Regions from separate parts of the Homo sapiens genome. Here region 1 is linked to region 2. The links are chromatin loops, found by intact Hi-C in ENCODE. Cell type or tissue: lower leg skin. All regions are shown on one strand.

Region 1 (8,000 bases), 170 kb after region 2:
CTCTTCTAATATCTTAATTTTTTTTTTTTTTGAGACAGAGTTTCGCTCTCATCGCCCAGGCTGGAGTGCAATGGCGTGATCTCGGCTCACTGCAACCTCCACCTCCCCAGTTCAAGCGATTCCCCTGCCTTAGCCTCCTGAGTAGCTAGGATTATAGGCGTTAGCCACCACACCCGGCTAATTTTTGTATTTATAGTAGAGATGGGGTTTCATCATGTTTGTCAGGCTGGTCTCAAACTTCTGACCTCAGGTGATCTGCCTGCCTTGGCCTCCCAAAGTGTTGGGATTACAGGCGTGAGCCAACATGCCCGGCCCAGTCTTTTGTTTTTTTTTTTTTTTTTTGAGACAAGGTCTTGCTCTGTCACCCAGGCTGGAGCGCAGTGGTGTGATGATCATAACTCACCTCTCCCTTGAACTCCTGGGCTCAAGCAATCTTCTGATCTCAGCCTCCTGAGTAGCTGGGACTACAGGCATGTACCATAATGCCTGGTTACTTTTTTGTATTTTTTTTAGAGATGGTGTTTTGCTATGTTGCCCAGGCTGGTCTTGAACTCCTGGGCTCAAGTGATCCTCCTGTCTTGGCCTCCCAAAACATCGGGATTACAGGTATGAGCCACTGCCCCCGGCCTTTGTTAGGTTTATATCAATTTTATGCCTGTTTCAGAAAACATGTTTAGTGTTTTCTCTTTATTCTCCATGAGTGCTTGTGTAAGATTGGTGCTATTTATTCCTTAATTGCTTGTAAAATTACAGCAGTGAATTTTTCTAGGGTCTGGCTTTTCTTTATGAATAATTTTAAAATTATAGATTTAATTTCTTTATATTAGGGAAATTATCCTTTAGAACTTGATACAAGTCCTAGTTGTTTGTTTCTACCTTGTCATTTGTCATCCCCAGGTGGGTGGCAGGTGTGTTTGTTCCAGGGCAAAGCTATGTCTCACACACACTAGTTCACATAACCCCATTCAGACCAAAAATTGTTCACAGTTTACTTTGCTTTTTGTCTCTTTATCTCCAAGGTTGGTCTGTAGTGAACTCAAAGCCTTAATTCTATCCCAGTCCTTTTAGTTAAGGTCAGCAGTGACCTCTAGTGGTGAAATCTTCAGTCTTCCTCTTAACATGACTTTCTTTTTTAAAAATTATCTAGTGAATTACTCTTTCTGTTTGTTTGTTTTTGAGATGGAGTCTTGCTCTGTTGCCCAGGCTGGAGTGCAGTGGCACGACCCCAGATTACTGCAACCTCTGCCTCCCGAAGTGCTGGGATTGTAGGGTTGAACTACTATGCCTGAACCCTCTTACGTGGCTTTCTAGCCACGTAATCATTGATTACAGGCACACCTCGTTTTATTGTCCCTTGCTTTAATGTACTTTGCAGATATTGTGCTTTTTTTTCTTTTTTCTTTTTTCTTTTTTTAACAATTAAAAGTTTGTGGAAACCCGGCATTGAGCAAATCTGTAGACAACATTTTTTTTTTTTTTTTTGAGACAGAGTCTCCCTCTGTCACCAGGCTGGAGTGCAGTGGCGTGATCTCAGCTCACTGCAACCTTGGCCTCCTGGGTTCAAGCGACTCTTCTGCCTCAGCCTCCTGAGTAGCTGGGACTACAGGTGTGCACCACCATACCCAGCTAATTTTTGTATTTTTAGTAGAGGTGGGGTTTCACCATGTTGGCCAGGATGGTCACGATCTCTTGACCTCGTGATCCACCTGCCTCAGCTTCTTGAAGTGCTGGGATTACAGGCATGAGCCACTGCATCCGGCCTTTTTTTTTTCTTTCTTTTTTTTTTTATAAATAGAGATAGGGGTCTCATGTTGTCACCCAGGCTGGAGTGCAGTGGCATGATCTTAGCTCATTGTAACCTTGAACTCTTCGACTCAGGGGATCCTCCTGCCTCAGCCCCCTGAGTAGCTGGGACCACAGCCATGCCTGGCTATGCCTGGCTAATTAAAAAATTTTTTTTGGCCAGGTGCGGTGGCTCATGTCTGTAATCCCAGCACTTGGGGATGCCAAGGCGGGTGGATCAACTGAGGTCGGGAGTTTGAGACCAGCCTGACCAACATGGAGAAACCCTGTCTCTACTAAAAATACAAAATTAGCTGGGTGAGGTGGTACATGCCTGTAATCCCAGCTGCTCGGGAGGCTGTGGCAGGAGAATTGCTTGAACCCAGGAGGCAGAGGTTGCGGTGAGCCGAGTTCACGCCATTGCAATCCAGCCTGGGCAACAAGAGCAAAACTCCATCTCAAAAAAAAAAATTTTCTTTTTGGGCCAGGCGGATGGCTCATGCCTGTAATCCCAGCACTTTGGGAAGCCGAGGCAGGTGGATCACCTGAGGTCATTAGTTTGAGACCAGCCTGGCCAACATGGCGAAACCCTGTCTCTACTAAAAATATAAAAATTAGCCAGGCGTGGTGGTGCACACTTGTAGTCCCAGCTACTCGGGAGGCTGAGGCAGGAAAATTGCTTGAACCCGGGAGGCTAAGGTTGCAGTGAGCCGAGATCATGCCACTGCATTGCAGTCTGGGTTTCAGAGTGAAACACTGTCTCGAAAAAAAAAAAAAATTTTTTTTTTTTGGTGGAAACTTGGTCTCACTATGTTGCCCAGGTTGGTCTTGAACTCCTGGCATCAAGTGATCTTCCCATCCCACCTTGGTCCCCCAGAGCTCTGGGACTGTAGGCACGAGCCACCTCACCTAGCCTCACAACTGTTTTTCTTTCTTTCTTTTTTTTTTTTTTTTAGCATGTGCTCATGTTGTGTCTCTGGGTCACATTTTGGTAATTCTTGCCCTATTTCAGACTTTTTTTTATTATCTATTATGGCAATCTGTGATCTGTGATTTCTGTTATTATTATTGTAATTGTTTTGACCGTATATAAGATGGTTAAAATTAACAAATGTTGCCTGTGTTCTGACTGCTTCACTGACTGGCTGTTCCCCTTTCTCTCTCCCTTTCCTCTGGCCTCCCTATTCCTTGAGACACAACAATATTGAAATTAGGGTAGGTAACTACCCTGCAGTGGCCTCTCAGTGTTCCAGTGAGAGGAAGAGTCATACATCTCTCACTTTAAATCAGAAGCTAGAAATACTTAAGCTTAATGAGGAAGGCATATATCAAAAGCCAAGACAGGCCTAAATTAGGCCTCTTGTGCCGAACAGCCCAAATGTAAATGCAAAGGAAAACTTTTTTTTTCTTTTTTTTTTTTTTGTTTTGAGACAACGTCTCACTGTGTCACCCAGGCTGGAGTGCAGTGGCATGATCTTGGCTCACTGAAACCTCTGCCTCCTGGTTCAAGTGATTCTTCTGTCTCAGCCTCCTGGGTAGCTGGGATTACAGGTGTGTGCCACCATGCCCGGCTAATTGTTTGTATTTTTATTTTATTTATTATTATTATTTTTTTTTATTGATCATTCTTGGGTGTTTCTCGCAGAGGGGGATTTGGCAGGGTCATAGGACAATAGTGGAGGGAAGGTCAGCAGATAAACAAGTGAACAAAGGTCTCTGGTTTTCCTAGGCAGAGGACCCTGCGGCCTTCCGCAGTGTTTGTGTCCCTGGGTACTTGAGATTAGGGAGTGGTGATGACTCTTGATGAGCATGCTGCCTTCAAGCATCTGTTTAACAAAGCACATCTTGCACCGCCCTTAATCCATTTAACCCTGAGTTGACACAGCACATGTTTCAGAGAGCACAGGGTTGGGGGTAAGGTCATAGATCAACAGGATCCCAAGGCAGAATTCTTCTTAGTACAGAACAAAATGAAAAGTCTGCCATGTCTACTTCTTTCTACACAGACACAGCAACCATCCAATTTCTCAATCTTTTCCCCACCTTTCCCCCTTTTCTATTCCACAAAACCGCCATCGTCATCATGGCCCGTTCTTAATGAGCTGTTGGGTACACCTCCCAGACGGGGTGGTGGCCGGGCAGAGGGGCTCCTCACTTCCCAGTAGGGGCGGCCGGGCAGAGGCGCCCCTCACCTCCCGGATGGGGCGGCTGGCTGGGCGGGGGCTGACCCCCCCACCTCCCTCCCGGACGGGGCGGCTGGCCGGGCGGGGGGCTGACCCCCCCCACCTCCCTCCCGGGGCGGCTGGCCGGGCGGGGGGCTGACCCCCCCACCTCCCTCCCGGATGGGGCGGCTGGCCGGGCGGGGGGCTGACCCGCCCACCTCCCTCCCGGAAGGGGCGGCTGGCCGGGCGGGGGGCTGACCCCCCCACCTCCCTCCTGGACGGGGCGGCTGGCTGGGTGGGGGGCTGATCCCCTCACCTCCCTCCCGGACGGGGCGGCTGGCCTGGCGGGGGCTGATCCCCACCTCCCTCCCGGACCGGGTGGCTGCCGGGCGGAGACGCTCCTCACTTCCCAGACGGGGTGGCTGCCGGGCGGAGGGGCTCCTCACTTCTCAGACGGGGCGGCTGCCGGGCGGAGGGGCTCCTCACTTCTCAGATGGGGCAGCTGCCGGGCAGAGGGTCTCCTCGCTTCTCAGACGGGGCGGCCGGGCAGAGACGCTCCTCACCTCCCAGACGGGGTCGTGGCCGGGCAGAGGCGCTCCTCACATCCCTGACGGGGCGGCGGGGCAGAGGTGCTCCCCACAACTCAGATGATGGGCGGCCGGGCAGAGACGCTCCTCACTTCCTAGATGGGATGGCAGCCGGGAAGAGGCGCTCCTCACTTCCTAGATGGGATGGCGGGCGGGCAGAGACGCTCCTCACTTTCCAGACTGGGCAGCCAGGCAGAGGGGCTCCTCACATCCCAGACGATGGGCGGCCAGGCAGAGACGCTCCTCACTTCCCAGATGGGGTGGCCGCCGAGCAGAGGCTGCAATCTCGGCACTTTGGGAGGCCAAGGCAGGCGGCTGGGATGTGGAGGTTGTAGCGAGCCGAGATCACGCCACTGCACTCCAGCCTGGGCACCATTGAGCACTGAGTGAACGAGACTCTGTCTGCAATCCCGGCACCTCGGGAGGCCGAGGCTGGGGGATCACTCGCAGTTAGGAGCTGGAGACCAGCCCGGCCAACCCAGCGAAACCCCGTCTCCACCAAAAAAATACGAAAACCAGTCAGGCGTGGCGGTGCGCGCCTGCAATCACAGGCACTCGGCAGGCTGAAGCAGGAGAATCAGGCAGGGAGGTTGCAGTGAGCCGAGATGGCAGCAGTACAGTCCAGCTTCGGCTCGGCATCAGAGGGAGACCGTGGAAAGAGAGGGAGAGGGAGAGGGAGCTGGAGCTTGTTTGTATTTTTAGTAGAGACAGGGTTTCACCATGTTGGCCAGGCTGGTCTCCAACTCCTGATCTCAGGTGATCTACCCGTCTCAGCCTCCCAAAGTACTAGGATTACAGGCATGAGCCACTGTGCCTGGCTGGCATATTTGTTTATAGCATGGTTTACTGAATTTTTGTTTTCTTTTCTTTTTTTCTTTCTTTCTTTTTTTTTTTTTTGAGATGGAGTCTTGCTTTGTCACCCAGGCTGGAGTACAGTGGTGTGATCTCAGCTCACTGCAACCTCCGCCTCCTGGGTTCAATTGATTCTCCTGCCTCAGCCTCCTGAGTAGCTGGGATTACAGGTGCGCACCACCACACCCAGCTAATTTTTGTATTATTAGTAGAGACGGGGTTTCACCATGTTTGTCAGGCTGGTCTCCAACTCCTGACCTTGTGATCCACCCGCCTCGGCATCCCATAGTGCTGGGATTACAGGCGTGAGCCACCATGCCCAGCTGGTTTACTGATTATTTTAAACAAATTATTGAGTCCTAATGTTCAGAAAAAATATTTCTTTCAAAATGTTACTGCTCATTGACAAGCTAGTCACATAAGAGCTATGAGGTATGAAATTAATGTTGTTTTCATGCTTACTAGCATGCATCCATTCTACAGCCCATGGATCAAGGAGTAATTTTTTTTTTGAGACAGTTTAGCTCTTGTTGTCCAGGCTGGATTGCAATGGCGTGATCTTGGCTCACTGCAACCTCCACCTCCTAGGTTTGGCGATTCTCCTGCCGCAGCCTCCTCAGTAGCTGAGATTACAGGTGCCTGCTGCCACACCCAGCTAATTGTTTTGTATTTTTTTTTTAGTAGAGATGGGGTTTCATCATGTTGACCAGGCTGGTCTTGAACTCTTGTCCTCAAGTGATCTGCCTGCCTCAGCCTCCCATAGTGCTAGGATTATAAGCATGAGCCGCCGCACCCGGCCAAGGAGTAATTTTGACTTTCAAGTTTTATTTTTTATTTTTCTTTTTTTGAGACGGAGTCTTGCTGTGTCGCCCAGGCTGGAGTGCAGTGGCACAATCTTGGCTCACTGCAACCTCTGCCTCGCGGGTTCAAGTGATTCTTCTGCCTCAGCCTCCCGACTAGCTGGGACTACAGGTGCACGCCACCACGCCTGGCTAATTTTTGTATTTTTAGTAGAGACAGGGTTTCACCATATTGGCCAGGCTGGTCTCAAACTCCTGACCTCGTGATCTGCCTGCCTCGGCCTTCCAAAGTGCTGTTATTGCAGGTGTGAGCCACTGCGCCCGACCTTCAACTTTTATTGTTTAAGAAATAAATTTGTAGCCAGGCGTTGTGACTCATGCCTGTAATCCCAGCACTTTGGGAGGCCGAGGCTGGTGGATCACCTCAGGTCAGGAGTTTGATACCAGCCTGGCAAACATGGTGAAACCTTGTCTCTACTAAAAATACAAAAATTAGCTGGGTGTGGTGGTGCATACCTGTAATCCCAGCTACTCGGGAGGCTGGGGCAAGAGAATCGCTTGAACCTGGGAGGCAGAGGTTGCAGTGAGCCGAGATTGTGCCACTGCACTCCAGCGTGGGCAACAGAATGAGACTCTATCTCAGAAAAAAAAAAAAAAGAAAAGAAAAATTTGTAAGGCTATAGCTGGCATGGATAGTGATCCCTCTGATGGATCTGGGCAAAGTAAATTGAAAACCTTCTGGAATGGATTCACTGCTCAAGATGCCACTAAGACCATTTACGATTCATGGGAATAGGTCCAATTAACAACATTAATAGGAATTTGGAAGAACTTGAATCCAACCCTTATGGATGACTTTGAGGGGTTCAAGTCTTCAGTGGAGGAAGTCACTGCAGATGTGGAAATAGCATAACTAGAATTAGAAGTGGAGCCTGCAGATGTGAGTGAATTGCTGCAATCTTATGTTAGAACTTGAACAGATGAGGAGTTGCTTCTTATGCGTGAGATAAGAAAATTGTTTCTTGTGATGTAATCTATTCCTGGTGAAGATGCTGTGAACATTGTTAAGATGACAACAAAGGATTTAGACTTACATAAACTTAGTTAATAAGGCAGCAGCAGGGTTTTAGAGGATTGAATCCAATTTTGAAAGAAGTTCTACTATAGGTAAAATTAAACAGCATCTCATGCTACAGAGAAATCTTTCGTGAAAGGAAGAGCCGGCCGGGTGCAGTGGCTCATTCCTGTAACCCCAGCACTTTTGGAGGCTGAGGCAGGTGGATCACCTGAGGTCGGGAGTTTGAGACCAGCCTGACCAACATGGAGAAACCCCGTCTCTACTAAAAATACAAAATTAGCCGGCCATGGTGGCACATGCCTGTGATGCCAACTACTCGGGAGGTTGAGGCAGGATAATTGCTTGAACCTGGGAGGCAGAGGTTGTGGCGAGCTGCGATCGCGCCATTGCACTCCAGCCTGGGCACCAAGAGTGAAACTCTGTCTCAAAAAAAAAAAAAAAAAAAAAAAAAGGCCGGGCGCAGTGGCTCACGCCTGTAATCCCAGCACCACTTTGGGAGGCCGAGGCAGGCGGATCACGAGGTCAGGAGATCGAGACCATCTTGGCTAACGCGGTGAAACCCCGTCTCTACTAAAAATACAAAAAATTAGCTGGGTGTAGTGGTGGGCGCCTGTAGTCCCAGCTACTCGGGAGGCTGAGGCAGGAGAATGGTGTGAACCCAGGAGGCAGCGCTTGCAGTGAGCCAAGATTGTGCCACTGCATTCCAGCCTGGGCTACAGAGTGAGACTCTATCTCAAAA
Region 2 (8,000 bases):
AATATAGCAAGACTCTATCTCTACAAAAAATATATACATAATTAGCTTCTCAGGAGGCTGAAGCAGGAGGCTCACTTAAGCCCAGGAGGTTAAGGCTGCAGTGATCCGTGTTGGCACCACTGCACTCCAGCCTGGGCAACACAGAAAGACCCTGTCTCAAAAAAATTAAAAGACTGAAAATTTATGAATAAATTTAACAAAAGAAGTGCAAAACTTGTACACTGAAAACTATAAACACAGTTGGGAGAAATTAAAGAACACTTAAATAAATGGAAAGACATCCACATTCATGGATTGGGAGACTTAATATGGTTAAGACGGCAATACTTCTTAAAGATCTCTGGGTTCACAGAATCCATATCAGAATCCCAGGTGAATTCTCTGCAGAAAGTTACAAGCTGTTCTGAAAATTCATATGAAAATTCAAGGAACCCAGGATAGTTAAAAAAATCTTCAAAAAGAAGAACAAAGTTGGATGACTCACAATTCCTGATTTGAAAACTTACTACAAAGCTACAATAATCACCAGGTGTAGTGGCTCACAGCTACAATCCCAGCACTTTGGGAGGCCGAGGCAGGAGGATCACTTGAGTCCAGGAGTTCAAGACCAGCCTGGTCAACATAGGGAGACCCTGTCACTAAAACTAATTTAAAAAGTAGCCAAGTGTGGTGGTGTGCACCTGTGGTCCCAGCCACTTGGTAGGCTGAAGAAGGAGGATCGCCTCAGCCAGGGAGGTCGAAGCTGCAGTGAGCTGTAATCCAGTGCCACTGCACTCCAGCCTGAGTGACAGAGCAAGACCCTGTCTCAAAAAAATAAATAAAATAAAATAAAATAACTTTTAAAAGAACACCAAAACAAGCCAGGCTTGGTAGTACATGACCATAGTCCCAACTACACAGCAGGCTGAGGCAGGAAGATCACTTGAGCCCAGGAGTTGGAGGAGTCGTATGCAATGATCACACGTGTGACAATAGCCACTGCACTCCAGCCTAGACAACACAGAGAGACCTTGTCTAAAACAAACAAACAAACAAAACCCAAATAGAAATTACCAACCACTTAGAAATGGGTGACAGAACAGAATATTCCACTTTTTAAACTTGTGAAATGTTTCAAAGCAATATCCACAGAAAATGTAGAAGCCTTAATACGTTTATTAGAGAAAAGGAAGATTAAAAATAAATGAACTACTATCTTAGTTCAAAAACAGGAACACTAACATTAAAATAACCCAATAAAGTTGAATAAAGTGATTGATAGAGAAAAAAGCAAGGCTGAGTGCGGTGGCTTATGCCTGGAATCCCCCTACCCCTCACCTGTGAGGAGGTGGATGGATCACTTGAGCCCAGGAGTTTGAGACCAACCTGGACAACATAGTGAAGCCCTGTCTCTACTAAAATACAAAAATTAGCCAGTCGTGGTGGCGGGCGCCTCTAATACCCGCTATTTGGGAGGCTGAGGTGGGAGAATGGCTTGAACCTAGGAAGCAGAAGCTGCAGTGAGCCAAGATCGTGCCACCGCACTTCAGCTTGGGCAACAGACCAAGACCCTACCTCAAAAAACAAACAAACAAACAAACAAACAAACAAAAAAACAAAAATGAAAAAACAGAGAAAAAAGTAGAAAGTCATGAAATAGAAATAAATGGGAAAATTAGAAATTCAATAGGAAAAAAACTCACCCTCAGAATGGAGTGATGCTGTGAGTTTCGATGGAAGCAGGTGAGGCTCAGGGGTTTGCATGAGCGTTCCCAACCTGGGTAGTGCAACTTGGGCAGACGGTCAGGAGAAGAGAGAAAACACAGACAGATGATGTGGGGAAAGATGAAGTGGGTGAAGGAAATTAGTCTTCGTGGCCCAATATGTATGAGGAAAGCTTTGAAATCATAGGCATCATGGAAAAATGTATGGAAAAAATACAAATTATCAAAATGAGTGAGAAAACCCCAGTAGACTTAAGAACTACAGGGAAGGAAATGAACAAGAGAACACAAGGTTTATCGTAAAATGCAGTGTCATTTTTTCAGGCAATGTGACTTTCTACACTGTCTAGAAAATTGAACTAACAAACTATAAGAATAATTAGGACAAATTCAACTATGTGGCAAGATCTACACAAAGCCCTCCTAGCTATCAGCAATGATGAATTATAACATAGAAAAGAAAAATGTCATTCATGATAGCAACACTGTTACAGCACATAGAGGGGAAGCCCAACAAAAAATGAGCAGTACCAATGTGGAGAAGACTATAAAGTGTAGCATGTATTGCACGAATAGAGATATACTGTGTTCCTCAATGGAAGATTGAACATGGTACAAATGTCAGTTTTCCCCTAAATTAGTGTAGAATTTAAATTTGGCATCAATTACAATCAAACAGGATTTCCGCTATAAAACTGACAAGCCAATTAGAAATAGAAAATGTACAAAAAAAGACAAGTGTGAAAAAGAGAAGAATGCAGCAGAGATTCTCTGTGATACACAAAATATGCAATAAATGATTTTAATTGAAACAATATATAAAAATAAACATATAGCCAGCCTGGACAACATTGGAAGACCCCATCTCAGCCTAAAATAATAACAATAATAGAAATCATCTAGGTGTGGTGGTGTGCACACCTGTAGTCTGAGCTACTCAGGAGGCTGAGACAGGTGGATCGTTTGAGCCCAGGATTTTGAGGCTACAGTAAGCTATGATCACGCCACCACACTCCAGCCTGGGCAACAGAGTGAGACCACCTCTAAAAAAATTTAAAAAAATAATAATAAATAACATTTTAAAAAAGAATAAATATATAAAATACTCACTTTAAAAAAGAACAGTGTCCTGAAATAGGCCCATGCATTTAGTAACTTCCTATAAACTAAAAGAATGTGAAAATATAGGCTATTCAAAAAATGGTTCTGGGTTGACTCACTATATTTGTAACATAAGATAGAGAGCTATCTCACAACACTCAAACAATCCAGATGATGTATTAATCTAAACCATTGTAAGAAAATTATAAAACCTTCAACTCATAAAAAAAGAAAATTATAAAACTTAAAGAAAATATGCAAAAATATAAGTGAAGAAAATATAAAAGGATATATATTGAGGTAGAAAAGTCATTTCTTTTTTGAGATGGAGTCTTGCTCTGTCGCCCAAGCTGGAGTCCAGTGGCGCAATCTCAGCTCACTGAAACCTCCCGCTCCCGGGTGCAAGCGATTCTCCTGCCTCAGCCTCTCGAGTAGCTGGGACTACAGGTGTATGCCACCACCCCCGGCTAATTTTTGCATTTTTAGTAGAGACAGGGTTTCACTACGTTGGCCAGGCTGGTCTCGAACTCCTGACCTCAAGTGATCCACCCACCTTGGTTTCCCAAACTGCTGGAATTACAGGCGTGAACCACCACACCTGGCCAGCAGAAAAGTCATTCTTAAGACATGAATTATAAAAGCTACAAATGAAAGATTAATACATTTGACCACATCAAATTTAAAACAAAAATGTTCTATAGAATAAAAGACACTAGGCAAAGCAGGATAGCTCACACCTGTAATCCCAGCATTTAGGGAAGTTGAGGCAGGCAGATTGTTTGAGTCCAGGAGTTCAAGATCAGCCTGGGCAATATACCATCTCTACAAAAACTAGCAAAAAATAGCTGGGCATAGTGGCATGTGACTATAGTCCCAGCTACTCAGGAGGCTAAGGTGAGAAGATAGATTGAGCCCAGGAGGTTGAGGCAGCAGCGAACTATGATGGCACCACTGCACTCCAGCCTGGATGACAGAGAGAGTCCCTGTCTCAAAAACAAACATACAAAGACACTAATTGCAAACCTAAAAGGCAAGTTACAGTGTAGAGGAAACATTGGCCACAGCTATACCAGGAAAAACAATCCCTGATACACGATTAAGGAAAATTCAACAACTAAGTAGGGAGAGGACATAAACAAGCAAATCAAAGAAGAGGAAGCACAGGCAACTGGGATCCATGAAAACATGCGTAATCTCAAGACACAAGACACATTTTTCACTCGTCAGTTTGGCAAAAACTGTGAATTATGAAAATGTTTAGGATTGGTGGGGTGTAAATAGGTGCAGCATTTCTGGAGGGCAATTCGTCCATAGCTACTAATGTCCCCAGTGTCTAGCAACATGGAAAAGTGTAAATAAATGATCCCTATTCGGCAGTTTAGAAATGAGGTCGTCCTATATGCATTAATATGGATTACATTGCTAAGTGGAAAAAGCATGTCACAGAAGCTTGAATCCATGGGACACTTTTCATGTCATCCATTTGTGTTAACTCACAGATGAAGCTCAAATTACACAAAAGTGAATTAAGCAGAAGCCCTCAGGAGGGACGTACACTGGAGGGTTGCCCTGTCATCTCCAGGGAGGGCCCCAGGCTTGGTAGCGGAGAGCAGGTGGCCTCACGAGGACTGCTACTGCATTTGAATGATCTCCCTGCTTTAATTGACAGAACAGGTGTGTGTATTGTGCATACAACGGATTCCTGTGCTGTCTTCTCAGGTCACAGAATCCCAGGGAGACATAAGGAAGAGGCGAGGACTCAAATGCTCTGCCAATCATTGGGAGTAACTTGTCCCTAGGGCAGAAGAAAGAGCTGCCCTCTTCTGTCCCTAAAAACATGTTTCTCTTCCTTAATAATATCACGGGGTGGGGGGGAGCAGGGAGAGAGAGACTGAGCAAGAGGGAGGCGCCGGAGTCCCTTTCTGATTCTGAGACAGTAATGCCCAGGTTTTGCACACCATGCTGTCCACTTTGCCAGCAGGACTGGGTGGCATGGCACTTCTGATAGAACGTCTGCTGTCTTTCTCCAGATTCCATTCTGTGCCCTTCTGCGAGGTCGAAGCTGGTGCTTCCTTGATCATACCAGCAGGTGTCAGCAGAATGTTCTGGACACCATCCCAGACGCTGGCTTCTTCCTCGTGGTCCTTCAGTGGTTTGTTGGAAACACTGAGGGCTGGGGTCGTCCAGTCAGGTTCCAGGTGAAAGTGTGCAGAATCACCTGCCGCCCGCCCAGCTCCTGACTCTGAAGTGCTGAGAGTGAACACAGCTTCAGAACAGATGAAAGGCACTGCTTCTCTCCCATCAACTCCACACACCCAGTGATAACAGAAAAGGGCAGTCCAGTCTTCTAGTCACCCTTCGATGTGATGGGGCAGCTGCAACCCAATTTTAGATGCTCCGAGAGGTTAAATCAATTCCCCAGGGCACACAGCCATAAACGGCAAAGACAGGACTTGAAGTCGAGACTGTGGTTCTGAATAGTGCCCTGTCTACACTACATGACCAAGAGGGCATTTCTGGAGGGCTTGAGGTTGCGTGTGTCAACCCCTGTGAATCGCAGGGTGACCAGGAGCAAAAGGCTTGCCACAGCTGAGACCCCCCAGGGTCTTGCTCTGGGCCTTCCCCTCCCTGGACCAGAGCAGCCCCATCTATGAAAAGATCATGCTGTACTCTAGGGTATCTGAGAGCCCCCGAGCACCACGGCTCCATGACTAAGAAACTCCAGAAAAAAACTGTGAAGTGCGGCTTCACTTCTCTGCATCTGGACTCAGGATGCGCCTCGTCCAGCCTGAGGACCCTGGACTTCATGCCTGGCAAAAGGCTGTGCCACTGAGGTTTCCTGAAATAACACTGCCCAATTCGGGGACATGCCCTACAGTCCTCTGGATCCAGGGAACACCTGTGAGCAACAGCCTCTGGGCTTGGACAGCCGATCCTGCCCCTCATGTGGACGGCTGGCCCACTCCCCCAAAGTCCCCGATCCTAGAGGGAGAGACAGAAATGGGGAGGTCTGGGTCTGTCCAGCAACCAGGATAGGCACCTCCTTCTTGATCCTGGAGACAGGCTCAGGGGGTGAGCACAGAGGGGACTTCCCAGGGTCGAGAAACTGCTTCCGGTGAGGTGAGAATGGATAGATCACCTGAGGTCCTGTGGTTACCCCACCCACCCGACCTGTGGTCCCCCTACCTCCTGTGGTGACTCCACCCCTTCCTGCATCCACCCAGCTCCTCCTGTGGACACACCACATCCTCCTGGGGACATCTCATCCGCTCCTGGGGACACCTTACCCCCTCCTGGGATCCTCTCACCCCCTCCTGGGGTCATCTCACCCCCTCCTGGGGACATCTCACCCCCTGTGGTCACCCACCCCCTCCTGGGGTCACGGTCTCCCCACCCCCTCCTAGGGTCATCTCACCCCCTCCTGGAAACATTTCACCCCCCTGTGGTCACCCACCCCCTCCTGGGAACATCTCATCTCCTCTGAACACCTCACCCCCTCCTGGGGTCACCCACCCCCTCCTTTGGCCCTCCTTGCCACTTTCACTGACCTCTCAAGCCCGCAGCCTCTGTGTGGTCCCCTGAGCACCCCGAATCCCTGTACCTATAGGTAGAGCTGGACTCCAGGGCACTCTGGCTTCATCCCCTGCTGGGCTCAGCCCTGAGATCCCCCCGGAGGACTGCAGCAACCCTGAGTTGCTGCTTGCCTGGCCCCACAGCTCTGTGGAGCCGCTCCTCTCCTCCTCACAGGGCTCTGAGGAGGGACCTAAAAGGCGAGTGGACAGCCAGCCATGGAGGGTGCCACTTGCTGGGAGTCCCTGCCATCCCTCCCGGCTATTGGGGGCCTGCCTCCCCTGTTGACAGCAGGCTGGGGATGGGATGAGCTTTGGCAAGGAGGTCTGAGTGGCCATGGCCTGGGCACCCCCAGGAAGAGCTGAGGGGCCGGATTTTGGGCTCCCTTCACTCCTCACCTCCCACAAGCCTTGCAGGTCCCATTTGTGGCTTCTGCATCCTAAGGCCCCGGCTGAGGGGACTCGCAGTAGACGGTCCATGTGGGTAAGAAATAGTCCTCTGGGTCACAGTCTCTGAGATCTGGGCCCCTTCATTACAGCAGCACGTCTTAGCCTGAGTGGGCTGGTGTCAGACACAGCGAGTGGCGGTAAGTGTGGGCCCCTCACCATCTCCCCTTCAGGGATGAAGAGGGCCTTGTGCCAGCAAAGTGAGTAAGAAAGAGCAGTCCCTCAAGAGGAGAGCAGGGAAGGGCAAGGGATGGCCGGGCCGAGGGCAGTGGCTGGGAGCCACCGAATGGAAAGGGGCGGGCAGTGGAGGGGGCGGTCATGAGGCTGGGAGCTGTGCCAGTGTCCAGCAGGCCGCACCCCTCCGCCTCCTCTCACCCCTCACAGGAAGGTGTTAATCCATACATCCGGAGACCCAGAGAAACCAAGTAACATTGCATTCCTGGCTGTGTTTCTTTTTTATTTTCTGTTTTGGGGATTTTGTTTTTGGAGTTTTTTTGAGACAGGATCTTGCTCTGTTACCCAGGCTGGAGTGCAGTGATATGAACATGGCTCACTGCAGCCTTGAACCCTGGCCTCAAGCAATCCTCTTGCCCTCAGCCTCTCAAATAGCTAGGACTACAGGAGCACATCAATACACCCAGCTAACTAGTATTTTGTGTACAGCTGGGTCTCACTGTGTTGCCCAGGCTGGTCTAGATCTCCTGGTGTCAAACAATCCTCCCACCTCAGCCTCCCGAAGTGCTAAGATTATAGGTGTGAGCCACCACGCCAGGCCTGTGTTTCAGTGCAAAATAATATCATTACATATCTTTCAAATCTCTCCAGAATGATGAACTTTTGCAGGTGCCTCATTTGATGAGGTCAAGGATCCCATCTTAGATATGCAGGCAGAGGCCATGCCAGCTAGTACAAGCCTAAGGCATGTAGAGGTAGACGGCATGGCCGAGGGATCATAGACTGGGTGCACTGGTCAGGAGTGGGTGAAGTAGGTAGAGCCTATGGGGGGGAGGGCGCAGCCACATAGAGAAGTCCTGTGTCCCCACTCCTGCCCCAGGCTCCTCCACAGGTGTCCCAGCAATGGGCAGGTTGGTAAGAGTCAGGCTGGGCTTTTTACGAGGAGAGGTAGAGACATCTTCGTGGCCTTACCCTGGAGGAGAGAGACCACCAGCTGGTGAGAGAC

What was found. A loop is a pair of places that touch in the nucleus more often than their neighbours do. Peaks named below come from ENCODE experiments on the same cell type or tissue, not always from the same donor. Only the 100,000 strongest peaks of a DNase experiment are listed, where the experiment ranks them.
Region 1: a loop joins it to region 2, with 5 times the contacts of the local background. A loop is called at or near these places in 102 of 110 quality-filtered maps.

What each region holds. Positions count from the first base shown.
Region 1 is chr10:43,460,993-43,468,992 of GRCh38, forward strand. The region is part of intron 1 of ZNF487 (zinc finger protein 487); the gene reads left to right. Among named protein-coding and RNA genes, the nearest start is that of ZNF487, 28 kb to the left of the region's middle. RefSeq lists an enhancer at 3,245-3,908. In lower leg skin, no CTCF peak of the experiment used is centred here; no DNase peak of the experiment used is centred here.
Region 2 is chr10:43,288,515-43,296,514 of GRCh38, forward strand. No RefSeq gene overlaps it. Among named protein-coding and RNA genes, the nearest start is that of RASGEF1A, 25 kb to the left of the region's middle. RefSeq lists enhancers at 5,183-5,684, 5,685-6,184. In lower leg skin, no CTCF peak of the experiment used is centred here; DNase peaks (open chromatin) are centred at 4,917 and 7,097.